Regions from separate parts of the Homo sapiens genome. Here region 1 is linked to region 2. Evidence: read pairs that join two places in POLR2A ChIA-PET (ENCODE). Cell type or tissue: IMR-90. All regions are shown on one strand. Links, peaks and the distances in the headings refer to the core of each region. The heading gives the core; the rest is flanking DNA.

The links. Peaks named below come from ENCODE experiments on the same cell type or tissue, not always from the same donor. Only the 100,000 strongest peaks of a DNase experiment are listed, where the experiment ranks them.
Region 1: POLR2A ChIA-PET joins it to region 2 with 13 read pairs; 3 of 35 experiments call an interaction of 5 or more read pairs at or near these places.

Annotation. Positions count from the first base shown.
Region 1 is chr3:59,656,753-59,673,179 of GRCh38, reverse strand. The region is part of intron 6 of CFAP20DC-DT (CFAP20DC divergent transcript); the gene reads right to left. LOC339902 (hCG1813818) reads left to right here and starts at 14,683. Exons shown (of 4, transcript NR_149028.1): 1 at 14,683-14,777. In IMR-90, for the core only: no CTCF peak of the experiment used is centred there; a DNase peak (open chromatin) is centred at 8,569; H3K27ac peaks cover 2,624 bases.
Region 2 is chr3:59,741,637-59,758,063 of GRCh38, reverse strand. It overlaps FHIT (fragile histidine triad diadenosine triphosphatase), which reads left to right. Exons shown (of 10, transcript NM_002012.4): 9 at 5,743-5,843; 10 at 8,485-10,787. The coding sequence ends at 5,838. All of the region lies in intron 6 of CFAP20DC-DT (CFAP20DC divergent transcript), which reads right to left. Among named protein-coding and RNA genes, the nearest start is that of CFAP20DC-DT, 660 kb to the right of the region's middle. In IMR-90, for the core only: no CTCF peak of the experiment used is centred there; a DNase peak (open chromatin) is centred at 8,493; H3K27ac peaks cover 1,795 bases.

The sequences.
Region 1 (16,427 bases), core at 4,457-12,456, 85 kb after region 2:
CCACTACCATCCACTGAGCAGGTGGAATCTGAGGCTGTTAGGAGCAAAGACTTTTCCCAATGCATCATGATTCCCACAACGCCTGTGCTAACTCACTCTGAACAGCTGTGAAAATCCTGCCCGTGTTCAACAGCCCTTGAAGTTTCTCATTTTTGTCTTGAAGTGAGTGAAATGTGGCAGAGAAGCTACCCATTACAGGACCAGGGGACACGGTTCTAGACTCTTCTCAAGTCCATATGCTGCAAAGATTTTAAGGACTCCCTTCACGTCTCCAAATTTTTTTTTTTTTTTTTTTTTTTTTTTTTTTAGACAGTGTCTCATTCTGTCACCCAGGCTGGAGTGCAGTGGCACGATCCCCACTTATTGAAGCCTCCATCTCCTGAGTTCAAGTGATCCTCCTGTCCCAGCCTCTTGAGTAGCTGAGACTATAGACACATGCCACCACACCCAGCTAATTTTTTTTTTTTTAATTTTTAGTAGAGATAGGGTCTTGCCACGTTGCCTAAGCTGGTCTCTAACTCCTAAACTCAAGTGATCCTCCTTCTTCAGCTTCCCAAAGTGCTGGGATTACAGGCCTAAGCCACTGTGCCTGCCCCCACTTTTTTCTTAAATGCACTATTTTTCCATAATCAAGGTGTTCAATGCACATGCTTTGTAGTTACTAAACTTTACTTAAGCTATTTTTCTTTGTGAGTTGACTTAGCAATAATGCATGCTGCATATGAGCTTTTATGTCTGTCTCACAATAACTCTACTTTAAGTTTACCTCTCTCTGTGAAAACAGATTCCTAAAGAGCATGGAAATTTCATCTTTTTAACTTGAATTGTATTTTATTTCTTTATGTATTTGTTTGCCTTGAAACAAGGTCTTGCTCTGTTGCCCAGGCAGAAGGCAGTGGCACAGTCCTAGCTCACTGCAGCCTCATACTCCTTGCTCAAAGAATCCTCCTGCCTTAGTCTCCCAAAGCTCTGGGATTACAGGTGTGATCCACTGTGTCTGGTCATGAATTGGATTTTATTTTATTTTAATTAATTAATTTGTTTATTATTTTTTGAGATAGAGTCTTGCTCTGTTGCCCAGGCTGTAGTGCAATGGTGCCATCTCGGTTCATGGCAACCTCCACCTCCCAGGTTCAAGCGATTCTCCTGCCTCAGCATCCCAAGTAGCTGGGATTACAGGCACTTGCCACCATGCCCAGGTAATTTTTGTATCTTCAGTAAAGACAGGGTTTCACCATGTTGGTCAGGCTGGTCTCGAACTCCTGACCTCAGGTGATCCACCTGCCTCGGCCTGCCAAAGTGCTGGGATTACAGGCGTGAGCCACCATACCCAGCCAGATTTTGAATGCTCTGATAGAATACTTGATTTAGAAGGATCTTCTTATGAGTAATGTGAATACTTGATTTAGAAGGATCTTCTTATGAGTAATGTTTTAAATGCAATCAATCAGCTATTACATATACACTGTCCAATATGGTACCCACTAGCCACAGGTGCCCATAGAGTGCTTGAGTACAGCTTATCCCAACTGAGATGTTTTAGAATAAAATATGCACCAAAAAGTTTTCAAAATATGTCATTAATATTTTTTATGATGATTACACGTTGAATAATGATATTTTGGATAAACTAGATTAAAATATATTACTAAAGTTAATTTTCAGTTTCTTTTTATCCTGTTTAGGTAGCTACTAGAATATTTAAAATTTTATGTGTAGTTTGCAACATATTTGGACAGCATTGAAAATAATTAGTTTTATAACCTTGGATTTTTCTCAAGCCAATTTTCTTAAGGGGAAACCTATCTATTTTCAGAACATAGCCATAACTTGCAACTGTGGATAAAAGGTGGAGTTTTAAAGGGATCACTTAATTTAACATTTGATCAGTTGAGTGTTTAATATATTCTGGATGTAGTACTCGATGGATTGACTCTTGACCCCAAAGAGTTCACAATCAAGAAGAGGAATTAGGCCATCATGCATATAATGAATTAAAAATGTCAGTCTTCTCCACTGTCCCCAAACCTGCAAAGTAATAGAGCTCTTCAAATGTCTAAAAACCTATTCTAGGTAAAAGTATTCTAAAACATCAAGTTCAGACCACAGATGTCTGTGTGATATCTAGAAGGTACTCAGGAATTGCCATGTAACGCATAGTCTCCCAAATCAAAAACAGTAATAAAGTCACAAAACATTCTTTTAAAATTGTGTTTGAATAACTTTTTTAAAGACAGGAAGAAGTCACTCTTTTTTATTGTCATGTGACTTGGATAGAGGCAGGGATAGATTGTTCCAATGACCTCTTACTTCACCAAGTCCATACTAAAGAGTGTATGTAATTAAATGGAATTCAAGCATGCATTCATGAAGGCCTATTGATATTAATCTGACCTTCTAAAGATTGGCAAGTTTTGACAAGTGAGTTGCCCAATTTCTATTCCTATCTAGCTAAAGGATGAAGTAGACTAAAATTATAAACACACACACACACACACACACACACACACACACACACACACACACACACACACACACACATACCACCCCTGGCTTGGGTCCCTGGAAGCTAAGCTTATGCTACATGATCTCTCTCCTGGACTCCAGCTGATTGATCTGAGCTGCAGAGCTGTCTCATTCTTTTAAATAACTACATGATCTCTCACTGCATATATGTACCATACTTTATTTAACCAGCACCATATTAAAGGATATTTAAACTCTTTACAGACGTTTTTTTTCAATATAAACAGTGCTGCAATGAACACCTTTGAACACATGAACACGCATGTTGGATACCTTTCTGGAATAGGAGTACTTGAGTTAAATGGTGCATGTGCTTTCAATTTTGCCACATATTGCCAAAATGCCCGCAAGAGAGGGCTTACAATTTGTGTTCTCCTCAATGTATGGAAGAAGAAAGGGATTTTATTTAAGGTACATGTATTTGTGCCAGATGAAGAGATAGTTTTATATAAAGCATAAATAACCTGTAGAAAAATCCTGCAAGGCTACATTAAATAAAAAGAGGCTAAATTTAGTGTAACTATTGCACTCATCTGTTAAATTTTGTAATAAGGAATTTAAAACTATATAATAAATATCATTAAACATAAAAAAACCCTCTCATTTAAGGGAAGATATCAAAATGTTAAGAAAGAAGAAAAAGCATATATAGTAAAAGAGGGAGAGAGAAAAAGGAAAGAGATCTATAGAAAGATGTCATACAATGAGTTTGACACCAGTAAATCTCAGTGAAAATGAGGAGACTGGTTTTTCTACCAAGAACACTCACTTTCTGGGCCTTTTGTGAATTATGCATTTGTGCTGTTTTGTATCCTCAGGTGTGGCAGGTTGCCATATTGGACCTAATTCGTCAACTCTCTCTTCAGCTGTACCTTTCACATAGCCTTATCATGGGCAGAGTCTACTTCCGTGTCCCTTGACTTGGGATTGGCCATATGACTTGCTTTAGCCAACGGCATGCATGCACAGGTACCATTGGGCCAGTTCTAAGCTTAGGCCGTGAGGGTCCTCATATGGTCTATTTGTTCTCTTGTGCCCCTACCATCACTTTGAGAAAAACGTGCCCCTGAGTACCCTTCTGGTCCAAGGAAGATGACAGACTCATGAAGGGAACCTGGAGCCATATCATCTGAGCCCAGGCTAAATCAGCCAACCCCCAGCTGCCCTGCAGATGTGTGAGCTAGCCCAGCCAAGATTAGCAGAGCCACCCCAGCTGAGCCCAACCTAGAGGAGTCAACTTTCAGCCAACCTGCAGACTGCATGAACAATGAGAAATGATTGTTGTTTCAAGCCACTGAGTTTTGGGGCAGTTTGTTACATAATAACAGCTCATTAATGTATCAGACAATCAAAAAGGATGGGTTTGGCCCAAGCTTTCAAGGTCCTCCCTTCATTCAACACATATTTATTAAGTACCCACTATGTGAAGGCACTAAGCTAGGTTCTGGGGATACAGTGAAGAACAAGACAGACCAGGTCTTTGCTTTTATAGACCTGATCCGAGTAAAGAGAAGACAACATAGAGAAGCATGATATGACTTATAAATATGACTGGCTGCTGCTTTCGATTACTTGGACAGTGAAGTTTTCTTAGAAAAAGTGACATTTCAGTCCAGATTTGCCTGACAAGGAGCCAGTTTAAGTTCCAGGGGTGGAGCGCTCCAGAAAGATAGAACAACTAGAGCAAAGGCCCTGAGTGGGAAAGAACTTAGTGCATTCAAGATACAGGAAGGAGGCCAGTGTGGCTAATCATGGTGAGCCTGCCGTTGAAGTACTGTCTTGCTCCTTCTAGATAGCTAGTGCCTTTTTGCATTTGGGAAAAATGTGCTTGCTTCAGTTGGCAAGAGGTCTGTGTCAATTGTAATTTCACTATTCTCAACTTGGCTTGGACTTCAAATAAAAATGAAAACCCAGCCTCACTCTATTCTCATTTAAAACACATCTACTGCTCACTCCAATCTTCAGTAGTAAATGAGCACAAATGAAGTAAAGCAACTAACAGTTGAGGTAATGGCCAAGAGAGGATGCAGACAAGGCTTCAATCACCAGGTTCAATACTCAGAGAAGCAAAAGCAGATTTCCAGATTTGTCAGTCCTGTAGTTTTGCTCTTTCCAATTGACTTTTAAATTTGGTGGAAAGGTTCTGTGTCTAAATGAAGTAGCGCTCACCCTCTAAAACACAAACAGATCTCAGTAGTTCCCAGAAGAAGTGCTATTCCAGGTTGGGCTGGAGTTCCAGGACTGCAGCCCATGTGACTGCCTTTAAAAGACAGAATGAGTCAGGCATGGTGGCTCATGCCTGTAATTCGGACACTTTGGGAGGCTGAGGTGGGAGGATCGCTTGAGGCCAGGAGTGCGGAACCAGCCTGGGCAACATAGTGAGACTCCATCTCTACAAAAAATTTAAAAATTAACTAGATTTGATGGTAGGCCCCTGCAGTCCCAGCTATTCTGGATGCTGAGGTGGGAGGGTTGCTTGAGCCTAGGAGTTCAAAGCTGCAGTAAGCTATGATTGCACAACGGCACTCCAGCCTGGGTGACCAAACAAGATTCAATAACTTACAAAAAAAAAAAAAAAAAGAAAGAAAGAAAGAAAGAAGAATGCATTGTGACATTCTCCCCTCCCCAGCCTCCCAGAAATTAGCTCCATTTAGATACTGGGAAAGAGGACATTTCACCTGGCAGCTCTCTGCTTATTATTCTGTGACCTTGAGGGGATTATCTAGTTCCACGTGCTTTAGACTTATTTATGAAATGACAATGGTAATAACTAACCAACCACAGGTTGCTATAAGGGTTAAATACAATAATATGCTTCTAAGTCTTTATAAACCATGAAGGGCCACTTAACTGTGAAGCATCCTAATTATTTATTAAAGATGCCAAGTCCTTCCCCAGGCTGGATTGCTTTCTATCCCTAATGGGCAGAAAACCTGGAGTATAATATTTTGATACCTAACATTTAAAAATACATAAGCCATGTGCTATTATTGTCCAAGTGATAACACCATTTTGTGATTATTAACCAAACAATAAATTCTCCAAAGACTCCTAGGGATGTAACTTTGTCTTTCTCATGATTTTTCTGTGGGTATCCATGGAAGCACAGCAAAGAGTTTTTGCCTCTAAATATTCTCATATGGAAATTCTGATTACATTCCACTACATATCAGCAATGAGAAGTCTAAAATACACAAAATACAACATTTATCTTTAGACTATATTAATATTTTATTTATGTGATGGTCTGACATCTGAGCCCAGAATAAATATTTTAGAAATTTCTTTAATTTCTCAAAAATCCTTTAATTGATCCTTCTTTTGGCTAGTCTCTTTCTTCAGTATTAAACTTTGAACTCCTGAGTTACAATTAGCAGCACACACTGCCGTCCTTACAAACAGAGGGAGTTAAGTTTCATATACCCAAATGTTCAGTCTAGCAGCATCCACCATGGTTCTGGCTGCTGCCAGGACCCAGAGGTTGTGATTAAGAGTCCATTCATGCTGTCGGTGGCACCACTGGAACTAAATTGCATCTCTTGGCCTTTGGCTTCCAGGTTTATAAAACTATGAAAGCCATATTCGTTTCCTTCATTGGCTTGCTCTAAGAAGCTAACACCAGTGTTGCCGGCCCATTCAAAAATGCATGACATAAATGTCAAAGCCCCATCTGAATGATGTTTTTCTTGTAGAAATTGTTTTTCCTAAGGTGATTTTAATAACATAGCTAGCCATCTGGCATACCTAGGGTAAGCAGAGAGAAGAGGACCCAATATTTAGATTTATCAATAAGTAAATTTAAGACTAATGATGTTTTACATTATGTGAGTACTTTCTACTTTGTCAGAAGATCTGTCACAGGATTCCTGTAGCGAGCTTTCCTGGAGCATTTGAAATGTGATTCGATTTATGGAAAATCAATTCACAGGTTACTTTTTGAGGATATATTTATTTTATAAAGTATCAAACCTTAGGGATCCTGATTTTTTTCAAATAAAGTTTGCCTGTGTGGAGTGTGCCAGGGCAGGAGTTTGAGGAGGTTATATTGTGTAGGGAAGATATCTGATAAATACATTTTGGATGATAGGATGAATGAAAAAACAAGTGGATGGTTGGATGGGTAGGTGAGAAGACAGATGAATCAATGAATGAGTTAGCAAATGAAATAAATGAATTAGAGTTTTGGAAGATTTTCTGAATTGTCAGAAGGGAAAGGGGATGTTTACTAGCTACCAGTTCATTCATGCCTAAGTCACGCCCTTGCCCAGTCTGTGGCATTCCAAAATGCAAGCATGAATATGGAATCAAATAAATATTTTTCAAATGTCAGTGTACCTGGGGTGAAAAGAAAAAGAGACGATGACTGTCAAGGTAACAAATTTACATATTTATTTCAGACTATATTAAATTAAAAAGTGACATCCATCAAAATTACCTAAGCCAAAGTTATTGTTGATCCTTCCCACATTGTTAAATTCTGTGGTCATTCTGACACCCCACACCATTTACCCAGCAGCAGCATTTAGGGTGGATGACAACTTGCACCTTATTTTTTTATTTTTTTTTTTTTTGAGATGAGGTCTCTTGCTCTATCACTCAGGCTGAAGTCCAGTAGCATGATCACAGCTCACTGCAGCCTTGACCTCCTGGGCTCTGGTGATCCTCCCATTTCAGCCTCCCAAGTAGCTGGGACTACAGGTGCATGCCATTACACCAGGCTAATTTTTGTATATTTTGTAGAGATGGGCTTTGCCATGTTGCCCAGGCTGGTCTCTAACTCCCGGGTTTAAGCAATCTGCCTGCCCCAGCCTCCCAAAGTGCTGGGATTATAGGCATGAGCCATCGTGCCCGGCTGCACCTTCTTGATACATTGTCCTCCCTTGGCTTCCAGAAGTCTCAATTGTCATGGTTTCATGAGCAAGTTTGCTTCCAGGAGCCCCCATCAACAGAGGCATGTGCTTTCACTCCAGCCACATTAGACTCCTCACTGTCCCCAGACATTCTTTGCCATTCCCAACTGTGGTGCCTTTGCTTCTACTGATTATTCTGCCCAGAGTGATCTCCACATTCCTTTCTTCCTAGTGAAACTCCATTCATGCTTTGAGACCCGAAATTACTAGTTCCTCATCCCAAAGCCTTTTAGGAATTCTCTTCCTATCCTCCAATCTCTCTCCTCTACTTGGTTTCTGCCTCTATGTAGTAGCACTGATAACAGGAGTGATCCAAGCGATTATAGGAGGGATGGGAACAGTAATAGGCGTAATAAAATGGGGAGGAAGAGAAGCAGATAGATTTAGTGAACATTTACTATTACTAGACACTGGGCTAATTCTTTCATATTCATTATTTTACCGAATCCTTACAAGGGCAGTTATTAGCATCACTTTATAGAGGACACACCTGAGGCTTTAAGCGGGTGTTTGAATTACCTGAGATCATCCAGCTAAAGTGTGGAAGTGAGCTGTGAAACCCAGGCCTAACTCTGTCCAGAGTCAAAATGCAAAACCACCAGCATTTGGTGTGGATGATCACTCGCAACTTTTTTTTTTTCAAAGTCTTACCCTGTCACTCAGGCTAGAGTGCAGTGGTCATTCTAATACCCCACACTATTTACCCACTAGCAGCATTTGGTGTGATCACAGCATGATGCTGCCCCATAACACTGTGTTAGATTTATTGGTGTCTCTAGCTCCCCATCTCCTCCTTGAGGGCAAGGAAGTGTCTCTATAGTTCCAATGTTTGGTTAGTACCAGGTGTTTAGGGCATGTTTTTTAACTAAATGAAGGAAGGTGGCATATTTTCAAGAGTAAGAATGGGCTTGTGATGATCTCTGCTGAGCTTTTGTACACAATTTTGGAGGTAGCCAGTAAAAGCCAGTTGGGCTCTGTCTTAACTGGACCTGCCAGTCCCAAAATGGGGATGGGAATTGTGTGGGAGTCATTTTAGTGTGAAATCACACTGCTTCCAGGGTGAAGAGGCCCTTCCACCCTGGGTATTTCACAATTTCTTGGCCTTACTTCTGGCTGCCTGATATACTTAGTTGGATGTTTACATAGCAGAGTTTACTCTAGCAGAGGAAGAATGAGTATGTCCTCTCTGTGGCAAGCAGTTGAACTTACTGAGACTGACACCAGTCAGATTTTATCTCAGTGGCTCTTTCACCTCTTGGTAGCCCCTTGAAAAACCTTATTTACTCAAGATGAGCCCTGGCTTTCAACTGCTATTGGAGGACATCCTTCAATTCACTCTCAATGAACAGCGGGGATAGCTCAGTCCTCACTCACATTCCTGCCCCCTTTCCCTACTTGTCCTCATCAAAGCCCGCTCAAGACTACCACCACCATCTTTTCGTTGCATTTATTGCTCCTATACGCTCCCTCAGATCTCCCTGTCTTTTTTTTTTTTTTTTTTTTTTTTTTGAGACGGAGTCTCGCTCTGTCGCCCAGGCTGGAGTGCTGTGGCGCAATCTCGGCTCACTGCAAGCTCCGCCTCCCGGGTTCACGCCATTCTCCTGCTTCAGCCTCACGATCCCTGTCTCTTAACAGCCAAGCAATGCATGCCCTTTGGTCAGGTCACACTCTAAATAAGGACAACACCAATAAGTCAGAACGTTGTGCACTTGTAGAGTGCGTTGTGACTTATCAAATGTCTTTTTACCCATTATGTTAATTGCACTTTTCTAGTACGGGTGCACCATACTTTCTCCTGGAGCAAAACTCTTAAGTCAGTTTATTTTTTTTCAAATTCAGAAGATGAGAACCATGCAGGATATCATTAAAATAAATCTTTCATTTTATGTTTTACCAAAGATACTTGGTGTCTACTATAATACCTGTAAGTCGGCTCAGCACAAGGACTACAGAGACAACTGTGATAGTATCCCTGCTCCCAGGTGCCCCTGCTTTGGAGCCCAGATAAAAAATAAATAAATAAACAATTGCAAAGGCTGAGGAAAGTGGAACTTACAGGGATAAACACACACAAGAAAACACAGGAATGGGGAAACATCACTGCTAGGGTTGACCAAGAGGATGTGAATCATGAAGAAGGGTTATTCCATGCACAAATACCAAGAAAGGGGTCCTTTTTAAATTACAGCAATATGTATTGAATGCCTACCACATTTCAGGCATGGAGGATATGACAGTGGGTATGACAAATGTCCTTGCTCTCAAGGAGATTATAGTCTAGTGGAAAGACTAGCAAACAGATCAATCCAAAAGAAGCTTTAGAAAGCTGTGATCTTTTTAGACTTGTGCCACAGAACCATGACACCCTCCCACTCCATGCTGACCTTGTCACTGCCATGTACTAGTCTTCTGGTCATTCCTTCCCATCCATCAGAGATGTGGGCATCTGACTCATGGACTGCCTCTTCAACCGAGACAATGCTTTTTATGTGGCAATCTATCTGCATCCCTGCCTCTCAGGTTCTGACATCCTCATCTCCAATAAGCCCCTCTTCTATTTGCTCTCTATCACCTCCTGGGAAGTTACACCCTAGACCCTGTGATCACTCAACATTTCTCCATGGCCATAAGCCTGAATTTTAGCCTTAGGTTCTGACTATGGACTCCTCTCCTACTATTTTCTTTAACTATATTCTCTAAGACTCTTTATTGACTTCCCAGGGACTGCTGACCCCTTGAGCAGAAGTTGGGTGTATTCTGCCTTCCCAAATACTCAAAGGCAAAAGACTTTGCCACCATTTCCTGTCAAAGTGCTTAATGTAGTAGGTGTTCAGTAGAAATTTATCCAGTCTTTGTTGATGTTTATAGAGCACCTGCTAAGTGCCTGGCACAGTGGTGGAGTGGGCAGGCACGGCAACTGTAGTCACTTTTACAGCCTGCTGGTGACTACACATCTGAATCCATTGTCTGGAGGTCATCTCTGAAAACACTAATAAGAAACTGTTCTTAAAAGTTTTTAGAAGCTTAATCTTCTTGGCCAATTCTCCCCAGGCCCCAAAGAGAAAAATCAGGGTCCATCCTATTACAATTCCATAATTGTTTGATTCTTTTCTACTAAGAACCACTAGGATGAACTAGCTAAGAAATGACTTTGCAGGCACCATCTATTTTAGGTAGATCTTCTTTTCTTTGCTTGTAGCAGTTTTCTATACTTGATACTTTGCTCAAAACTCCTCAAATTCCCATTGGAATTAGAGGGCTTACCACCTTCAGGGGGCCTTTCAAATGATAAAGGAAGTCAAATATATTTCTAAAGCCAAGCCAGGAAAGCCCAGCAGCTTTGAAAGCATAAGCACAGGGTCTTTATAGTGACTGAGTAATATTAGGGCACCAAGTACTCCAAAATAAGGGGAAAAGAAGCACATTTTTATGTCATTCTTTTAGAAGAGGATCCATGATGAAGAAATGGGTCTAAGTGTGAGTTTCCATTGTCAGGATACTACAGCAGCCAGAGTGGTCTGTTAAAAGTTTCAAAACCCGGTGACTCAGACCTCTACACTTATGGTCAAAGCCAGTCTTGAATGAGGCCAGTGAGGGTCTGCATGATCTGAGCCAGAGCGACCTCCCTCCTGCTCATCACACATTAGCCACTATGGTAGCTTCCTGGTTTCTCTCACAGGGCCAAGTTGACTTTTGTCTTCAGGGCGTTTGAACTTGCTCTTCTGCTTGGAACCCTCTTCCTCCAGATTCTTCTATTACTGGCTTCTTCCTGCCAAATGGGGCTCATCACCCAATGTAGTTACTCCTAGCCTTAGTCATTCTCCATGCATGGTCCAGTTTGTTTGAATGCTTAGCATGCAACTTGAAATTATCTGTTGGCTTATTTATTTCAGTTATTTATTATTCCCAGCCCCCTTCAGAGTGTAAGCACCTTGAGAGCAGAAATCAGACTTGGTCATTACTGTATAATCAGAGCCTAGAAAAGTCCCTGGACATAGTTGACACATGGTACATATTTTTTGAGTAAATGATTTGCAAACACTGAGTAATTTCTCCATCAAAGGGCCTTCCCAAGCCACAGCATCAAATCCATACATAAATGTGGCATATGAAGCAATTAATCCAAAACTTTGCTTATCATGCACCACCAATGGCAGGCCAATATGGAATGTTCACAACTCTAATGAACATTAGTCTTCCCAGGTGCCGTCCAGGCACTCTTTTGGCACAGGTGATTCTGGGGTGCAATTAGTCGGCAAGAACAGCACCAGCTACCCTACAGTCTCCACTTACAAACAAGCACAGTGCTGGCGGGGTTCCTGGGAGGGCAGAGGCTGGCAAAGAGCCTGCTCTTTGGACTGCATACTGATCATTAGAAAAATGGGTAAATGAGGATGTTCCCTGTAGAAAACAGAGACGGTGGTGAAGGGGCAATGGAGGATAATTTTGCTGATAATAGACTGAAGAACTGTTGATACTGGCAGAAAGAAAACAATACTTTTTTATAGTTTGAAACATTCAGTCTTTAGCCAAATGTCCAGGCAGATTATGATTTATATGGACATGGTTGTGCAACCCCCGGAGGGAAATGCACTGTATGAAAATATGCGTATGCATTTCAACAATGCACTTGAGGCACCGCATGCATGCACCTTGGTGAATTTTTATGTGCATACTCTGCTGCGTGGCTGTTAAAAAAAAAAAAAAAAGGCCTGCCTTTTCAAATGTACTGTGTGCACTTTACATTTTTTCTAGTGGCTAATGTAAACACACCTTAAGTGATCATAAACGCTTGGATTAACATCAGTCAAGATATCTTGAGCACATATAAATTTAAATGGCTCTGTTGATTACATTTCCACTTAGAGTTGGGAACCTGACATATTAAAGGAGACTAGAATTCAGAAAAGCAAGATTTTTTCTCTATGTCCAAGAATTTGGTTACAATGTCTGAAAAATAATATCTGAATTTTAAAAGTAATTACTAGTGCTTATGGAGGAGATGACTTACTATACACAAAGCATTTTGTATACATAATGTTGTTTTATCTTCACAATAACCCTATGAAGGGTTTTATAAATAAAGACAGAGTCAAGGCACAGATTTCACCCAAGATCACACAGCTAGTGAGGCTGGAACTGATTCCAGCCCAGGCAGTCTGACTCACGAGCCCACATTCTTAGTTACTCCACCCCACTGCCTCTTCAAATCCTAGACTACCTTTTGTTACTTGCAGGTTCACAAACACCTGCATACTCTGTGTCTCAGATTGTTAATAGTGCCTTGTTCCTAATGCTAAAGCAACATCATTATTAACACTTGTCTTTGCAAAAATTCAGAGCAGGCTAAAGCTTAGGTTTATGATGATATAATTCTCATTCTTAGGCAGGAAAGCAGAAGGCCCATGAAATGACAGTCAGCTCAAAGGCATGGTGCACTTCTCCATTTAGTTATTCATTTGTTTGTTCAGTCCACAAAACCCTAATACGTATAATTTACTAAATGCTGAAGATATAAAGGTATGAAGCGAGTTTACATTTTAACATCTAGTATGTGCTAACCCATCGACAAATTAAAATATTAAGATGGTAATAAAAGGCATAAAGGGAAATGCATGGTACTAGGGGATTCCTGGTCCTGTTTTAGGGGGCATGAAAAACCTCCCTGCAGATGACAGGGGAGCTAAGAGCTGAAGGCAAAGGTGGAGTTGAGGGTTGGGGAAGGGAACAGCCCCAGGAAAGGTCCTTGAGCAGGAGAAATCCCAGCCTGTTGCAAAATCTGAAGGAAAGTAGGAGTGGCCAGAGTGCAGGGGGACAGGTCAAGTCTCCCAGCAAGGCAAGGCTGGGAAGAAGACGGGCAGCCAGAATGCCAGTCCCAGCACTTTCCCTGGAGTAGCTCATCTGAGGCTTCCAACTACCCTTCAAGGCAGGTACTATTATGCTTTTTTTTTTCTTTCAGAGAAGAAACATGTCATCTAGAGTGAGGATTTCAATTTTGTCTATGCTCACACAGCCAGTAAATGAAGGATTCAAACCCAGATACTCTAGCTCTGAGCCTCCACTATTGACAACCAGGCTACACTGCCAAGACACAAGGAACTCAAGACACCGCAGAAGTTTGTCTTCAGAGCCTGGACCACTAATCACAGTCCTATGTTGCCTCACGGCTAATTCTAGGTGCCATACAGGAAAGTGTTGCTCTTCACTGGGAAGAGGATGTACTGACTTGGCTAAGGGAGCCATGCCCTCATCAGGGCTCGAAAGACACGAAAGACTTGCTGCTGACACAGTGCCTGGAGAATAAATGACTTCAGACATCTTTACACACTCTGCCCACCCTCTGACCCTGATGCCAATGTCAGAGGAAGATCAATCAGACATGAACAGAGTGACTGTGTCTTTCCCTGGTCCTTGGCAAGTTACTTGTGTGCATGGAGCAGTTCTCATTATCCCTATTTTTCTGGTAGAAAGATCAATATCTCGGATGTTTTCCAATTGGAAACCAAATTCAAACAGAAAGATTCTTCCGAACATAAACAATATGGCTCAACTAGGGACTTTTTTTCCCTCAAGAAGTATATGTTTTTCCCAAGTCTTTTTTCACCATGTGGCCTGCCAACATTTTGCTTGTATAACAAGGAAACTGGGTCCCTGCTTAGAGTCTGATGCTTGAGATGGCAGTGACTTCTGCCAACCACCTTTGCCAAAGATATTCTATTAGTCTTGGTTGTTTATTGGCTAAGGGAGAGCTCCCTTCATGGGCATCTGGCAAGGTAGAGGGGTAACAAACAAACAAACAAACAAAAATTAGAGCATGCTACTTCTGCTGTCATCTGGCACTCAGAACCTATCATGTAGGCAGCCCCTGGCATCACATTTTGGCAAAGAGACTGGCATCCCATTGGCTAGAGTGCTGGAAGCCAATGCCTCTCTTCCATCACCATCTCACTCATTCTCCTTCCTCTTCTATCTCTCTCCTTTCTTTTTTTTTTTTTTTTTTTTTTTTTTTGGTACCAGTAGACCACCAGCTGGACTCTCAGACCGGTGCTTAAATTTCTTCTTTTGTTTCTGCAGATAAGAAATAAATATTTTTCTATGCAAGTGGCCTCTGGCCTTTTCTGGTAGGAAGCTTCCTCCAGCTATAGACACCTCAAAGCAGCTGGCCCAGAGTCTCATGCTAGGCCGAGCCTCCTTTTCAGCACTTAACAGAAACATTCTTGAACTTGCCTTTTGGACCTTGGAACATCTAACTGCCCTTGGCCTGTTTCTATGAAGCTCCCTGGTGAGAAGAGTTTGTCTTTTCCTTTGCACCCCGAAGCCCCTGCCTGGGCTAAAAACGTGGTGAGTTATGGTGTTTTTCTCTGCTGCATGTTAGAGCAGGGGCCCTCACCCCTTCCTTTGGCCAGGGCTGTCACTGGGGACCTCAAAGCCTCAGCTTTGTTTCTCATGCCTGCTGATCTGATGATATTCAGAAGTGCGGATGCTTTCTACTTTGGTGGTAAGACTACATCATCTTAAAATGGATAAAGTTGACTTTTAAAAAATTCCTTGTTTTTCTTTTCCTCCCATTTCTGACCATTTCTTCTCTAGGTACAAAGGGGTTAAGAGTGGGGATGAGGGGTACTGGCAAGGAAAAAACTGTTCCAATGTCCTTTTTCTCCCCCTTCTAGGCTTCTGAGTCTCCCTATTCTTCCCTAAAAATTTCCCAGAGGGGGCTGAGCCCATTGCCTCTTATCAAAGTGAGGAGGGGAGAATTCCTGCTTGATAGTTAACTCAGAGATTATACAAATTTTAAGAGATGCTCCCTTGGGATTCTGAAGCGTGTATTCAAGTAAACATGAAGCTCTGTCCAAATATAGGCCATATTTTGGGGTCGGGATATCCTCCCTGCTGTCTGGTTATTTGGTCTTCAGCCATGTTAGAAATCTATGTAATTGGGTCGCTTTACTCTCTCCTTCCACTGCTGAACCAAGGGAATAAGGCAGACCTTGGAAGACATTGCATGGCGCTGTGGTGAGTTTAATGCTGGATCTAATCAGTTTAGGTTAATACTTAGTATAACAAAATATTTGCAAGAGCAATACCTCTTGCTCCCTGGAAGCTAGTGGAGTACAGAAATAAGATTCTATCAAGTCACACACTTCTTTTGCTGACAAGTTTCCTGCCCTTTAATGCCAAGGGGTAGACATTACACTGGAGGGTACAGATAAATAGTTACAAAGCTGATTCTGGCACTTGAACTAAGGAATCACATTCATAACTTTAAGTCATGCTTATCTATGTATGTTTGTAACTTTTAATTAAAAATAAAGCTAAATAAAGTGAAAAGACAACCTATAGAATGGAAAAAAATATGTGCAATTGGAAACTAAATTAGAACATATGTCTAATGCCTGCTTAAGAGTTTAACATCCCGAATAGATAAAGAACTCCTGTAACTCAACAATAAGAAGACAATCTAACTAAAAAATGGGCAAAAGACTTGTACAGGTATTTCCTCAAAGAACACAGACATATGGCCAATAAACACACCAGATAGTATAACATCATTATTACTCATTAGGGAAATGCAAATCAAAACTCCAATGAGATACCACTTTACACCTACTAGGGGTGGCTAAAATTAAAAAAAAATTAAGAGATGTTGACTAGAATGTGGAAAAATTGGAACCACTGTACATTACTGGTGGGAATGTAAAATAGTGCAGCCACTGTGGAAAAGAGTTTGATGATTCTTCAAAAAGCTAAACAAAGAATTACATTATGAAACAGACATTTTATTACTGGGTATATATTCAAAATAACTAAAAGTAGGGACTCAGATATTTGTATGCCAATGTGCATTGCAGCATTATACACAATTGCCAAAAGGTGAAAACAACCCAAGTGTCCATCAACAGATGAGTGGATAAACAAAATGTGGCATGTCTATACGATGGAATATTATTCAGGTGTAAAAAGAAACAAAGTTTTGAAACATGCTAAAACAAG
Region 2 (16,427 bases), core at 4,355-12,354:
GATGGAACTTCTAGTTCGGTAGTTAGGCCAGTATTAAATTATCTATGCATGAATCTGTCTGCCTTATTGCATGGTGAACCTGAGGAGGCAAAGATCTTGGGCTTATTTATCTTTGTATCATCTTTCATAAGACCTAGAACAGAGCCTGGAATATATCATGTGTTCATCAAAACTTGGTTGAATAGAAAGTAATAAGAGAGGATCAGATCTAAAAAAACAATACAGTTATTTTCCTTTTGAGACTTTATATAAACCCCTGTGTAAACAGAACCGTCAACCCATAAGAAATGGTTTATTTAAGCTCTCTGCTTCTGTATGTTGTTTTATAAAAGTGATAATAATGAAATATGTTTTTATAAAAACATCCAAGTTTATATTCAGCCGTTTGCTTCTGTAAGAAGAGCATTAAAGTAGTTTTCCCCCGTTTGAAGACAATTTGGCATTTTACTCCAGGTTCGTTCCAAATTCTGAAAAACATTTAAATTATTGTGAACCATTCCTCCTACTGCATTCCATTACAGAACTCTAAAGATGTCAATAGCAAAGGCGGTTTGAGCAATACAGCAGGGAATTCATCATTACCCCATATACCTTGTGATAACACACTCAGTGCACAGGAGGGAGCACAGTGTCAAAATCGACACGTATCAGTTCTTCAGTCAGAAATCCTGTTAACACTACCTTCCCCAAAAACCATTTCTAGCAGATAAAGTGGGATGACTGAAGATAGATTTTTTGTTTTAAATCTCTTTTCAAAGCTGTGCAGAAATAGAATTTGCTTGGAGAGGCCATCACAGACTTCAGTCTGTTGAATGTGAATAAAGACTTTGGTTCAAGTTTTTGCAAACGTTGTCACTTTGGCGTGCACTTTCCTCTAAAGAACAAAGCTTCTGTGAAAACCGTTTTGACTATTGTTGTTGCATCAGAAGGAAACCAGTATGTAATACATCAGCGTTGGTGTTGAGCATTTTCAGAGCAAGCAGAGTCACATTTAACTTACGTGACTTACCTGCAGAAAGGAGAGATGGAGAAATATAGTGCACTGAATCCCAGACACAGTCAGTTGGAAGTGCTGTTATTTTATGTACTACTAAGAAAGAAAAACACTGCCAATTAAACTATGACACACTTTTGGTTATAGGACATGTTTTGATTTCAAAGATGTTAAAATATGAAAAAATGTGCACCTTAGAACTGGTGAACTAAGGAATTAAAATAGTGCAGGTTGATTTACACTGCATTCCGTGCAATAAGACCATGCAATAATAATAAGCCCTGGAGTGCACAAAATGATGGCCTTGAATTTTATCTTCCTGCACATGATCCCCTCTGTTTTTTCCAGGATTCACAGCCAGGCAACTTTGGGAACAACCTAGTTACCAAATGCAAGCCAAGTTCTTCCTGTGACACCTTTTTAAGGGGTCTGCTATGTTGAGTTGTCAAATAAAATACAAGAATCCCAGTTAACTTTGTATTTCAGGTAAACAACAAATCATTGTTTCATATCAGGATGTCGTCTCAATACTGTATGAGACATCCTTATCCTAAAACAAGTCACTGAGTGTCTTGTATTTTTGTTTGCTAAATCTGGCAACCATACTCCTGGGGTATTGACTACCTTTGACCTCCACCACATTCTTTTACCATAGGACCTTAGCTTTTACCATGAGAAGCCTCGATTAATACCTTACTCACTCCTTAGGACAGCTCTGAGGATTAGGGATTAGTGAGGGTCACTTTAGAGCTGAAGGAGGTACATTTCCTCCCCAGATTTGAGTGTCTCATTATAATAAGTTGTTTTGGATCTGAATTCTGATCATAACTTTTAATCCTTCTACAAAGTAGTTAGTTAGGTCCAAAAGATACAGATCACTGGGGAACCATGGAGATGAAAAATACTTTTACTCCTAGAAACAACCTCTGTGGAATTTTTAGTGCTCGCTGTCATTAGGTCAGTGTTATTTAGCCTAAAAATAATGCTAATGACTGACAGTAGTAGCAGCAGCAGGGAATATTAAATACCACTTAACTATGTGTCAGGCACGGCACTGCTCACCACTCTTTTTCCTACTCCCATTTTACAAAGGGGAAAACTGAGACACAAAGAGATTAAAGGAACTTTTGTTCTTCTCATTGTTCAAGCTCAGACCTAACTAACTCTCGCCTTCTTGGAGAGCCATTTTTGGATGATCCGTAGATAACCTCTTTCCCTCCATCACTGTTTTTCATAACGTTTCTTTGTGAAACCAAGGTGATACTCAAAAGCCTTTGCAATGAGGCTAGCTCTATCCAGCAGCCTTCCCATTTTGTAATCCCATCTCACTAAGAATCAGCCGTTTGGTGTGTAACCTCCCTACCTGGGTGCCCCAGGAGAACAATAAAGGAGTCTGTCTGGTTCAGTGTTCCAGTGCTAGGTCTGGCCCCTGGCATTACAGAGACAGAGCAACTGTCTTGTGTGTTAACAAGTAGTCACCGCCCTCCCCTGTGGGCAGCCAAAGTAATCTAGAAGGCTTATCAGAAGTGAAACTCCTCCATTAAAGTTCACCCACGGCAAATACTGCCTTTTGGATAAACTACTATTTAAGATCATTAGGGCTTTCTCTCCGTTAGCCAGGCAAGAAGTTGCAGCCACCAGGTTCTTGGGTTGCTTTAGGGAAATGGAACTTTACTCCAAACTGTAGCATTTTTAGTCTTCAAGTCACCTGGATGGATCTTCTAGGACACAAGTCTTGCCCACCAGGGCCTTTCCCAGGCTCCCTATTTCTGCAGAGATTAAAAACATTCAAAGGCTGCTGAACTGCATCCGCATGTTAGTGTTGCTAAGACAAGCCTTGTAGGCCAGACATCCCATGGACAGAGCATAAACAGAAGAAAAGCAGTTCTAGGGCAAGGTTTGCAAAGGACAGCAGTAGTACTGTTGATAGGATCACAAGCAATGTGCTTAAAGGCAAGCGGATTCTTTCTATATGTGTGTGGGCTCTATCTACACACTTCTCCCAAAAAGCAGTGATTCTCAACAGTAAGTGCACCTTAGAATTGGCTGAGAAGTTTTGTTTTAAATCCCCAAACCCAGGCTGCCCCAGACCAATTAAATCAGAATCCCTGGGGTGGGTTTTATTTTTTAAAGCTTCCTAGATGATTACAGTGGGCAACCAACCAGGGTTGAGTGCCGCTGTTCTAAACAGAACCACATGCTTCCATCTGGGGCTTTTAGGAGGGAAATCTCATAACTTTTAAAAGCTAGGTACAACAGAGTTTTTGCAAAGATGATTAGTTTTTGTTTTATTTATTTCCTATTATTTCCCAAAAACTTCTTCTAAGGATTGGCACAATGTTGCCATCTGTAAGGCATATGACAATAACAGACGGTTGCCTAATAACCAGGAAGGCATTAACATTCACAGGCTCTAAATTATTTGGATTCCTCTGGTATGATCTGTGTTGTTGAGGCCACTTAATGCTTTATTTCTGTGTCTTCCAATGGCAGTAGCAGAAGTGGGAAGGCCATATTTCCTGGGCTTTGCATATCTCTTTGTCATCCTATTGAATTGTTATAAGATAAGATGGATTTATAACAGACGTCAAGGTAGTATCAAAATGAAAATTAGTTCTTGAGTAGAAGAATAGCAATCCCGTTTGCCTTGCCTGTAGCAACTGCAGCATGTTTGCCTCTGCAAGAAAGGAAATGACTTCTTAATGTGGTTTTCTTTCACTAAGGAGAATTAAATCTACATGGCAAAATGTAAAATCAGCGTGCTGGCAGCCAAATTCTGAAGGGAAGATCCATGACCCTCATAAATGTATCTGTGGCCCGGTTATATGCTAATGAGCCTCATTTAGGCTCAAACTTACTTACCAGGAGTGGAAATACAGCTCAGCGGGAGTGCGAGGCTATGGTTCCCTCACTGTTTTGCCTTCTGTATCAATGTTGAGCTGCAATAAATGGGGAAATTTCTCCATCTGCTGCAAGCTGCCAGGGTAGAGGCCTCTAGGTTAGATTTAGAGTTTGGGGCCTGAGATAGCAAAAGTCATTTATTAGTTGATAGACTTTTTGCTGAGTTGGCAAAATTATTTTTAAAGGATCAACTTTTAAAAAGTCGATATTTTAATCGTTAAGTTGACCTTTTTCAAAATGGAGTGGAACAGTATCTGTGGGATGCTCTTTAGGGACACTGTAGATCCCTCAGGATGAATAAAAAGGCAAAAGTTGTTGGGGATAATACTGGCACCTACCCCACTACCTAGCTGGGTGATCTTTGGACCGGGGTATGAACTTCCTCAGAACTCAGTTTCCTCCACAGTAACATGGGGTTAAGTAGCGTCAGTTTTATGAGTTATTGTAAGGATTAAACGAAATAATGTATATCAAAGAAATAATGTGCGCCTTTCACATCATAAATGCTAGCTATCATTGGTGCTATTAAATTGTCTCAATCCCAAATGACTTTTAACACATAACACAAAATACTACACTGTGCATTCCCATGAAGAATGAACGGATAACCTGCGGCATTTTACAATGTATAGAGCCACACACAGGAACAATAAATTTAGTTAATGAAATTGAATCATAATAGGAGGTTAAGGGAGAAAATTGAGCATTTCTAAGGAAGAGAGTTCTGAGAACATCCTCTCTGATAGAATTGAAATTGTATTCACTCTATATGTAAATCTGAGACATACACACAATTTTTTAAATATGCCTGTAATCTGAGGAGGAATTTAAATGATTCAAGTGTTAATTTTGAGACAAATTGTTAATTTTTTGTAAGTTGTTTTCTCATTTAATCTCTTTTTTACTGTTTCCCTGCTTGAACCCTCTTTTAATGGAAATACTTATTACTTACTCAGTTCTCATGGCCCTTGTGTCATTATCATAAATTTGGTTCACTGAACAAAACTGCTCAGAGCTCATGCAAGAGAGTCTAAACCAAAGAGAGTAGGAGGTAAACCACAGGCCACCTTGAAGGAGGGGATTATGGGTTGGTGGCAAACTCAATGCCTTCAAAATCCAGGAAGTAAAATAAATGAATGATGCCTGTTAAACATAAGAAAATTAGAAGAGTGTGGGGGAGATTCTGGGAATGGCAAATGCTCCCCATTCCCCCACTTCATCCCAATCTGTGATCACCTGTATTAGTCCATTCTTACAGTGCTATAAGGAACTACCCGGGGCTGGGTAATTTATAAGGAACAGCAGTTTAATTGGCTCCTGGTTTCTCAGGCTGTACAGAAAGCATGGTTGGGGAGGCCTCAGGAACCTTTCAATCATGGCGGAAGGGAAAGCAGGCACGTCTTCTGTGGCTGGAGCAGGAGGAAGAGAGAGTGGAGGGAGGTGCTACACACTTTTAAACAATAAGGTCCCCCAATAACTCACTATCATGAGAACAGCACCAATGGGGAATTCTGCCTTGATGGTCCAGTCACTTGCCACCAGGCCCCACCTCTGACACTGGGGATTCTAATTTGACATGAGATATGGGCAAGGACACAGACCTATATCATATCATCACCCCCCTCAGCCTCAGTAGATGATTACAAGATGGCAAATGATCTGATTATTTTAAATGTGGATTCTTGTATAAAGCCTATTTGCAAGTTGTAGCAACTGAAACAATTAAAAGATACACCTACTGGCCTCTAATTTGCAAATTTTGTTCAGTCTCCCCCAGCCCCCCGAAATTTGTTCAAGGAGATCCCAAGGGCCCATGAAAGAGCCTCTTCCTTTTTTTTTCTCCAAAGCTCCAGAAACATGACAAGGAGGACTTTCCTGCCTCTTGGAGATCAGAGGAGGAAATGGCAGCAGAAGCCGCAGCTCTGCGGGTCTACTTTCAGTGACACAGGTAAAGACTGCATTTCGTCATTACCCAGACCCTCCCGTGGGCCTCAGGAAAGAGGCTGCACTCTCAGAATGGGGATGCACAAAAACACCTTCACCAGCATCCTTGGGTGGTGGCTGCAAAGGACAAAGAGCTGGAGGGGAGAAAACCCTGGCCCTTGAGTACTGTATTCCCAGCCTCCCAGTCTCTTCCAACTCTCCTGCCTCTTCACTCTCTTCTTCCAAGCCAGTGCCCCCAGCCCACCACCACCTTTCTCCAGTCTTTCCTGCGGTGGTGCTCCTCCAGAATCCAATGTTCACAAAGCAGACCTTCTGTCATGCACAACTTCTTGTTTAAAAGGTCAACCCCAACTTAACTTAAAGGTGTGACATGGCCCTTAGGCTCAAGTCTGTCTGCAAAGCCCTGTAAACCAGCTTTCTCTGCCTCCCTAACACGCCCCCGGGCAAACTCCTCTGCTTTCACTGAGTGGACTCTTCTCTTCAGTTGCTATTTGGTAAATTGCCCTTCATGTTTCCCTTTATGTTCGGCTCCTAGGAAGCTCAGGCCACAGGGAAAAGTCAAGGCTTGATAGAATTAATCTTTGTCTTAATGATGACTAACTGTTGAGAGATCATAGGTTTAAGACTCTGGTAGAAAGATAGCTATAGCCAATTTCCTTGTCAAAATGCTTCTACTCCAAATTTTTATGCAGTGTCTAACGAGCTCATGCCTAGATCTATCTGGCAATCTATATTATCCCTCCTAGTCTCAGTTCACATAGTAGACTGCTGGAATGACTGAGGGTGATGTTTGGCCTGTAAACAAAAAGTGTTAAAGAAGGCCAGGTACAGTGGCTCATGCCTATAATCCCAACTACTTGGGAAGCTGAGGCAGGAGAACTGCTTGAACCTGGGAGGCAGAGGTTGCAGTGAGCTGAGATCATGCCACTGCATTCCAGCCTGGGTGACAGAGCAAGACTCAGTTTCAAAAAAACAGGAGAGAGAGAGAGAGAAATGTATCTATCTCTCTGAAATTTGTTTATAAATATAGGGTTACCATGCAATACTGGCATATATCTAGACTAAAAAAATTACTTGTTTATCTGAAATTCAAATTTAACTGGTATCTTGTATTTTTTTCTGGCAAACCTGTTAATAAACTCCCATGGACCCCAGTTACAGATCCTCTCCTATAAATAGTTTCTTTTTTGTTTTTAGAATTAGATAATTCCAAATTAAAATTAGGCAATTCTTCATCTGACCTGTGAATAAATATGTTCATGTTATAAGTTGCAGAAGTAGATCAGACACAAATAAAAAACAAAATTAGTGAATAAATGCTGTTAGCAATTGATTGGAAAAAATTGTATCAACCACTTAGTGATCATGATTTTTAGCTAGAAAACACATTCATTGTATTCTGATTTCACCTTGAAATGTAAGTAAGTCTTTACTGGATAGCTTTAAATATATGTGCACTTGGCCTTTCTCTCCCCAGCCCTCTTTTTAGAGTATTCTAAATAGTTAAAGACCCAGACTACCTTGCCCCCTATTGTTGTTCAAATATGGTGTTGTACTCAGATCCTTGCATTCTAGAAAGCTTATTTCATTCTCCCATGTCATAAGTTTGTCAGCTCTGCACTCAGTTGCCTGGGGGGATATGGCAAGTGCTATAACAGAGGCTGTCTTTCATATTTTATTTTGAACCTTTTCCACTGTTCACCATCTCTCTCTCGTTTTTTAAGGATCAAGCTAGTTTAGTTTACCTAAGAACATAGGCCTATGGGCATGACTACAAACCTCTTTCTGTTCCTCTTATGAAGGCCAGTATGTCATTTTAGAGTGCCCTGTTCAAATTTAAATGGGGTGACAATACCTCAGACTTGACTGCCTAGGTTGAATTTTTTCTCCTGGGTTTTCTATGCAGTGGGTATTTTCAGGTAGAGGCTAGAAAGCTTTAGCCTTTTTCCCAAGGCTTGCTGAATTGTAGGAGTTTTGTCTTAGAATGCTTTTTCTAGACACTTTAAGAACTTTAAGAAGATTCAAACTTATTACCCAAATTTCCTGTAGGCTTTGTTTTGTCAGTTTTTGCTTCTGTCTTGCCTGGAGGCCTGACACCTCCTGTCTTCCAGGTAAATTGACTTCCCTTGTACATCTTACCAGAAAGATATTTACCCTAACTTGTTACACAAACTATTGCCACAGTACCTGTGGATTTTTAAGTTAACTAACATGTGTATTTCTCTTTAAAGGTTTTGTGCACAGACCAAACAAATCACCCTCAGTCTTCCCAGCAGTCAGATGTGGTAACTAAGACTAGGACGGATAATATAGGTTGTGAGGTGGCAAACAACTTAGGGTCCTAAGATTTTGCCAAGACTGTCATCATTACCTGGAGTATAATGGGACTAACTATACCTCCCTTTAAGGACAATGGAAACATTCTATTGAAACCATCCTCACAGGGTTAACAAGAATTAGATGCTGGGTTCTGGACAGAAATATAGTTGTAATTAAGCATTAATCAGGCTGCACTTTGGCCCACTTCTTCGTAACCAAAAGTCCCAGAGCACCAGATGCTAACCATTTGCCTCCTCATTGTTCCTACAGAGAAGATTTCTGATGTTAGAATCATAAGGCCTTTGTTTGTTTAAAAATGGCTTAAGATGTTTTTCAGATCCTGAATTCCAGCAAAAGAGCTATTGCCAACCAGTTTGAAGACCGCCCCCCGCCTCTCCCCAAGAGGAACTGAATCAGCATGAAAATGCAGTTTCTTCATCTCACCATCCTGTATTCTTCAACCAGTGATCCCCCACCTCGGTCACTCCAACTCCCTTAAAATACCTAGACCTAAACGGCTCAGACAGGCAGATTTGAGGTTTCCCCCTGTCTCCTTATTCGGCAGCCTTATGATTAAACTTCCTTCTCTGCTGCAACCCTGTGTCTCGGTGTATTGACTTGCCATGAATTAGGCAACAAACCTATTACAGTTACAGTTACTTTTTTAAAGGAAATTCAATCGTTGGATTGGTCCACCTGCTTATTTCTTCCCTTTTCAAAAAAAATGTCTACATATTGAATTTTTATACATTAAGTGGTTCATGAAACCCCTGAAATGTGTTAGTAAATAGGGCAATTATGAAATATTTGGACATAGCTAGACTTTAAAAATTGTTAATCTGAAGGTCAGATAGACTTGGCCTTCTCCAGCTTTCGTGATTATTCCCTCAGCAGCAAGCTAGTCTTAGGCAGAGCAAGTTTAAAGACATTCATGGTGCTCACTCTGCAAAACTGCACAATTCTCAACATGCACAGAGGCAGACATGATAGGGCTCAGCCCTGGAATTGATAACACTAGCCAACACACTTGCTAAGAATTTATAAGATGTAGACCCTGTTATTATCCTGTCTTGCAAGTGATGAGAAAACTAAGGCTTAAGGATGTTAAGTATTATTAGTTCAAGGCCAACGGTAAGTGGCAAAGCTCAGATTTGAATCCAGGCAGTCCCACCCTAAAGGCCATTCTCTTAGTCTGTGTACTGCCCTCCTTGCTAAAAGAGCTCACCTCTCTAGCCACTTCCTTCTCCCTGTCCCATCTCCCCTTGTACCCTCCAAATAGTCTTCTTAGCCTCTTCACCTTATCTACTGGCCTATTTCTGCCTTGAGGACCTCCCACCTCCTCGCCTGCTGGACTTCTTCCTTACCTGCCTTGTTAATACAACCCTGCCCAGCACCTGCCTCCCTGGTCACACTACAGCCAGGTAGCAGAAACCAAAATGGGCCTGGATTTCCCCAACCAACTTGGTTCTACTTGCAAGATTCTCAGATCATGCTGAATCCTGCCTAGGCTACCCTCCCACTTTCTTTTCTTTACCATCTGACCACATGCCTAAATAAACATCACTTGGGCGAATACAGTGTTCCCCAAATTGCATTCATTCCCATTTTGTCATGATTTTTCTTATCTTTGTGGACCACCTAGAGCATTATTTACTTGATTCACTTTTTGAATTTTAGTATATATATCTTAAACTTTATATTTCAGCCTCAAAGAAAAACAAGTACTACCTGTAATTAGAAGTTAAGCATAAAAATAAACATAAGAGAAAAACAATGCTGATGATTTCCAGCTCTGCATAGTTGCTTGCCTTAGCAACTAGGAGTGAGATTCAGTCTCTGTGTTAAAAAGTGAGGCTAGCCACCATTAGAGGGGCATTTAATTCTAGCACCAAACCGAAACTCTCCATTTGGCATATTCAGAAGGATTAAAGAGAATAACCTACTGAGAGATTCAATGTAGATCACTTAAGATTATCTTAAACAGGAATATGACTGACTCCCAACTTTGGAGAAACAGCAGTGGAGGCCAGATCTTAAACCCAGAGCAAGCTGGCTTTAGACTTGCTTCAACCCTAAACCAGTACTCCTTTCCACCCACCCACCTCCCCCCAACCCCTGCAGGCATATCAAGAAGACAAGGTGCATGGGGGAAAACCAAAGAGTCAGCTTCCCTAGGGCTGATGGGTCAAATCTCAGTGCTTGCCTCTGACATTTTGCTTGCCGACAGTCTGTCTTGAAAACCAACAGGTTGCAAAGAAGAATGTGAACACCTATATCCAGAGATGCCCTATATAAGAATAAAGACTATAAGACCAAAAAGATGTTCTTGACTTAATGTTTGGGGTGGACATACCTAGTTATACGATTTGGCTGTTTCCCCACCCACATCTCATCTTGAATTGTAGCTCCCATAATCCCCACATGTCATGGGAGGGACCCAGTGGGAGGTAACTGAATCAAGGGGGAGGGTCTTTCCCATGCTGTTCTCATGATTGATAGTGATGGTTTTATAAAGGACATTTCCCCTGAATACGCTGTCTTGCCTGCTGCCATGTAAGATGTGGCTTTGCTCCTCTTTTGCCTTCCTCCATGATTGCGAGTCCATTAAACCTCATTCCTTTATAAATTACCCAGTCTTGAGTGTGTGGTTATTAGCAGCATGAGAACAAACTAATACACCTAGCAACTCCTTGGTAAGTATTATTTCTATATCTTCCTTACATATAAAGAATTAATCCTCAGCATAGCAAGAGTACCATTAGGACAACAAAGGTAAACATTCTGAAACTATGTACTGACTCCTCAGCCTCTTGAAGCCATCAAGACACCAACATCAGATTAATTGTGTAAAAGAACTCTCTTTATCTTCCCATATAACCCTCCAGGGTTATATGCACCTGCATTTTGGTGTTTTAGCTTCTCTCTGTATCCTTTGCCTACCAGAAAATGACTTTGAATTGCAGTTTCTTGAGCAGTAGTGAGAAAGGGTTATTGCCTTCACCATGCACAAGGAGCTCAACAGCCCAAGGGTTGCTGAATGAAGCTGCAGTTGTCTCACTCACCATGTGACAGATCCTTGATGAGGCTGGCAATCCTTTCGTTCCAGGAATTCAGCGTCTGCTCTCTGCATAGGTGAATTTATGCATTTGCTCCCTACACACTGGACTGAGTTCCGGGACAAGGGATTTGCAATGGCTCTTTTAGTCTATGTTCTAAATCACATTAGATGACAGGAGACCTGCATTTCTTATCTAATGTTGCCTTCTTCCTGGAGGATGGTAATTCTTTATGCAGGTATTGATACTTGGATTTGCTGCCACTATACACCCAAGCAGTTTTTCTACTTAATTTTAAAGCAATGGCATGTGTCCTAGTGACTAGGGGGGAAGATTTTGCCATCTCCCCATCCTCCCCTCTCCCATTCCACATTAGAATTGAGGGGGATATGTTGTTAAAATATGCAAGCATCACCCCTAATTCTGATGGAAAGTCAGAGCAGGGCAGGTTTCCACACCCTGTTGTGTCAGCAGAGCTCACTTGTAATTCATCAAGCTCTTCTCTGTGCACGTCGTTATTTTATAGATAATTGGTTGCCTCTCATTTACTCATAATGGGACCATGCAATTTCAAAGCAACTGAGTCAGCCCAATACAGCATTATTAGTAGTTATAGATGTACTGTCAAGGCAAAATTTCAACACTGGCGTTTTTGAAAAATCACCATAATTTCTGCCACTGGATCACCCTTATATCATAATTGTGGATAGTCAAGGTGATTGAGAAAGGACAGGTTTGCCTATTTAGCACATGTTCTGGTCTGTAAATTGTACCTTTTGAAATCTACCCCAAATCTCAACCACCTCAGAGATGTTCCACTGTCAGCACAGAAGCCTCTAATGAGAAAGGCCCAGGAAGCTGATCATAGTACTCTCATATTTTCTTGGGGGAAAGGTGGATTTTAAATTCAGCTTCATCACCAATTTAATCTTAAACCCACTAGATAAACCCCATGTGAGGAGCTCAGTACCAATGTAAATGTTTCAGCCATCCCCAAGTTTCAGAACAATTATGAAACTCTTTCAGCCGTTCCCAGATTGTTATGAAAATAGATTTTCTTTAGGCTACAGGTACAAGAGAAGATACTTCTTTTAAGGCTAAAGATATCTTAGTGTGTTCAAAAAGCTCTTTGCCTGACAAAGGACCCATTGTTTTAAAAGAAGCCAGAAGGGAGATTTCAGTTGTTTTTTTTTCCCCTTCTTCTCCAGTCCAATTTCTGTTGGATCTGGCTGCCTCTCCTCTCATTCTATTTAGATGATTACATTTCTAGAATCTGGTTTTAGTGACAGGAAATTAAATACTCTATTACCTGGATTAGATAAATATAAACCAACTCCCTGTGCCTAAATTGGGAATAATAAACCACAGAGTCATGGAAACTTTATAAACCATCAAATCAAATGTCTCAAATGATTTATGTTCCAGCAACTCAAAAGAGGGACCATCCAACAACACTTTAAAAACCTCCTTTTAGAAACATTCTATGAGACAGTCTACCCCATGGATCCAAAATGGATTTTTGGCTTAGTTTAGTTATTTTTAAAATGTTTTAACAAGACCCTACTTTCTCCAACATGTACCCAGTTGTTCAAAAGATTTCCTACAGGCCATTGATGGCTCAAGAATCTGCAGAACTCTTCCTTTGAGATTTACTTCTACTGGTAATTGAAAAATGACTAGTGTCCTGAAGTAATTTTAACGCATGTGAATCTTGAAACCACATGATTCATTACCACAGAGTCCTTTTCAGAAAAGTATAATCTAAATAGCCAAAGATAATTTTTTAAGAGTTTCAGGCTTTACTTACTTACATCTTGCAAAATGGTAATACCATCAAATTGTAATACAATAAAATAAAGCTTGTCATTGTCACCCTCATCATTTTTATCCTCATCTCCAGCAATGGATAACTGCATATTAATCTGCATACTCTTATATAGCAAAAACTTTCTAAATCTTTCTTCTCCTAAGACATTTCTTTTCTTTTTGTACTTGCTTCTCTCCACTCTCCATAGTGTGCTCCTTTCAGTGTTGCCTTTTTGTCTGTCTCTGCCTGAAAGGAGGGTGAGAATGAAGACTCTTCTAGACAGTGTGGAAGGTTAATATGAAGAAAGGCTATGAAAATTCACATTTATAACCTTTGACCCCACTGCTTCATAATAGCTAATATTTATGCAATTCATTTGGTCCTGTGCCTAAAATGTCCCTCAGCCACTTCTTACATAATAAATGCTCCATTATTTTGACACGCTGGGGCATCAATCAAGTATTATGTACATACTTAACCGGGATCATCAATACAGGGTACACTAGCAAAGTCAGCTCTAGATTGTGCTCCTTCTGGCTTTAATACTTCTCTGATTATCTAAGAAGCAGTTCAGTGTACTCTACCACCTCAAATTCATCATGAGTGGTGGGCAATTGAGACTGTGAGTGTCTTATGTATTAAACTAAAGTCCTCCCAACAATGAGGAAAAGAGAGGATAGAGCTAAGTAGGGAACATCTTGTTAATTAAAATGTCACCACTTGTCCCAGTGGTGTAAGTGGGGTAAAATTACACCCCAGACTAAATGTATGTGTGTGCCACTTCTTCTTCCTCCAGAAACCTGTTTTTCCTTCTTTTCGCCTACACAGATAATTGAGGCAGAACATGATTTTTGGAGAGGTCAGGAACCATACAAAGACAGGGGAAGAGAGTGCTAAGGAAGCCATCCTGGGAATAAACTTTTCCTGTCTTATACCCAACTCCTTCAGGGGACGAATGTCTGCCACCTCCTCTTTTATCTCCCCAGCCCTCACTGCACTGGATTTTACAACCCTATCATGGGGTTACCCCCTGTACTAGAGCTTCATGTAAATGATACCGAATCAAAAGAAAAAGTCAAGTGGCAGGTAATGTGTCCTCCAGAGCAAATGTTTGTCTTGTGTTTTACACAGAACTTTTTAAAATGTGCTTTAAAAACAAAAGACTGATAAAATGAACATTACAGTTTGGTGAAAATTATGTCCCAGCGCCTCTCTCTCTCCCAACAAGAAACCTGTTTTCCAATCCCCTGTCCTAAGCACCAGGCATATACACCACCGACTGAAAGTATAAAAAGACACTCTGCAGTCTCCTAAGAATGGCATCTGAATTGTCTTGTCAGTTTGGTTTCTACTCTCAGTGCAAATATCTTTAAATAATTTAAAGTGGAACCCCACCAACGTTTGCCACTACACTTACTCTCTGAACCTGGACGTGTCGCTCTTTTGTGCTCAATTTCCTAATCTCTGAATTATAATGATAGAGAAAGCATTTTACTTATATCCCAGGGTTATTATAAGGAAAACACAAAATAATGGAATGGGAAACCAGTATGTCAATAGTATAAATACATTATTTTTTTCTGATTTCTAGTATATTTTGAAGATGATAAATTATAGGGATATTCAGGTAATGAGAAATTAGTTCAAGCAGTAACTAAAGAATTAAATCTGTAGGGCAGGAGGTTTTCAGACCACTAAAAAAAAAAAAAAAAAAAAAAAAAAAAAGTGTGTCTTCTGCTTTTGTTACTAAAGGCCAAATAATTTGACTCAATCCTCCCACTGTGTTCAACTAGAAAGACTACACAGAACTTTCTAAAAATCTGTTAGAAGTAGGAAGGTAGCAAAAGATTATAGGACCAAGAGCCAAGGAAGACAGAAATCCATAGAAGTGAGCCCCATGTTTGAGGTTGCTTTTCCATTAAGGGCATTTGTGAGCCTCAGAGAGGCAAGTGGAGATAAAGCAATAGTCAGTTTTCCAATGGTAGATTCCTTGCTAAACCTCCACCTCTGGGTGGGAATTCAAAGATCTGGGAGAGTTATACCCTTGGAATAAGAGTGAGCCCTTACACCAACTACAGCCCAACTTCAAATCATCTGGGCAGGTGAGAAACTCATGACTGGAAATTGAATTAAGGTGATCTCAAATTGCTAGTCCATTAAACTCCTGGCAGAAGCCAGAAAATCCTCTCTGGAAGAAAGTAATACCAACCAAGACCTGAAATTATTTCTCACATTTGTTTCCAAACAGAATGCTCAGTATATGTGTGAATGTTTGTCCCCCCCAATGCCACAGTGCCCTCCCCACACACACAAACACAGAAGGCCTGTGATGAGACAAGTTGTTGTGGACTGAATGTTGTGTCCTTCCACAATTCATTTAAGCCCTAACCCCCATGTGATGGTATTAGGAGGTAGGCTTTCAGGAGGTAAGTAGATTTAGATAAGGTCGCAAGGGTGGGGCCCTCAGGGTGGAGTAGGTGCAATGATAAGAAAAGACATCAGATTTCTATCTTTATGCATATTCAAAGAAGGGGTCACGTGAGCACACAGCAAGATGGTGGCCCATCCACAAGCCAAGAGGAGAGGCCTCAGAATGAACCGACCTTGCTGGCACCTTGATGTTGGAGTTCCCAGCTTCCAGGACTATGAGAAATAAGTTTCTATTGTTTAAGCTACCCAGTCTATGATATTTTGTCATAGCAGCTCAAGCTGCTTAAGACGGAAATTGATACAAACAAGATCAGAACCACAGGTTACCTGGAAATTGGAATTATCAGACATAGATGTTAAATTAACTATGTTTATTTATGGAGAGAAAAGACAAGATTGTTTTTTAAGTTTAGCAGAGAGCTAGAATTTATTACAAAGAAAAGACACAGATCATGAGAAAAATAACCAAATAAAAATTCTAGAACTCGAATGAATTTAGCAACACATTATTCACAGCCAGAAAGAGAATTAGTGAATTCAAAGATGAGCCATATGAAAATACCAGACTGAAACATGAAGAGGTAGAGTAGAGGAAAAAGTAGAAAAGAGGACAGAAGACAAAATACAGGGAGAAAGTTGAAAGATATTTATTCATATTTCCATGGGGAGAGAAAACAGAGTTTCAGTGGAATCTAGATTTAAAGAGACGATGGCTGACAATTTTTCAGAACCAGGAAAAGCTACCAATCCAAAAATCCGAAACACAGCAAAATCAAAGCATCAGTGAAGATTCCATGCTTAGACACATTACAATAAAATTGCAGAAAAGCAAAAACAAAGAGAAACTCAGACTTAAGAAGGAAAAAAATCACTGGCTTTTCAAAGAAGTCATAATTAGACCAAAAACAACAACTACAAAAAAATGAAAATCAGAAGACCACAGGATATGTCTGAGAGCCAAAAGAACTACTGAGTT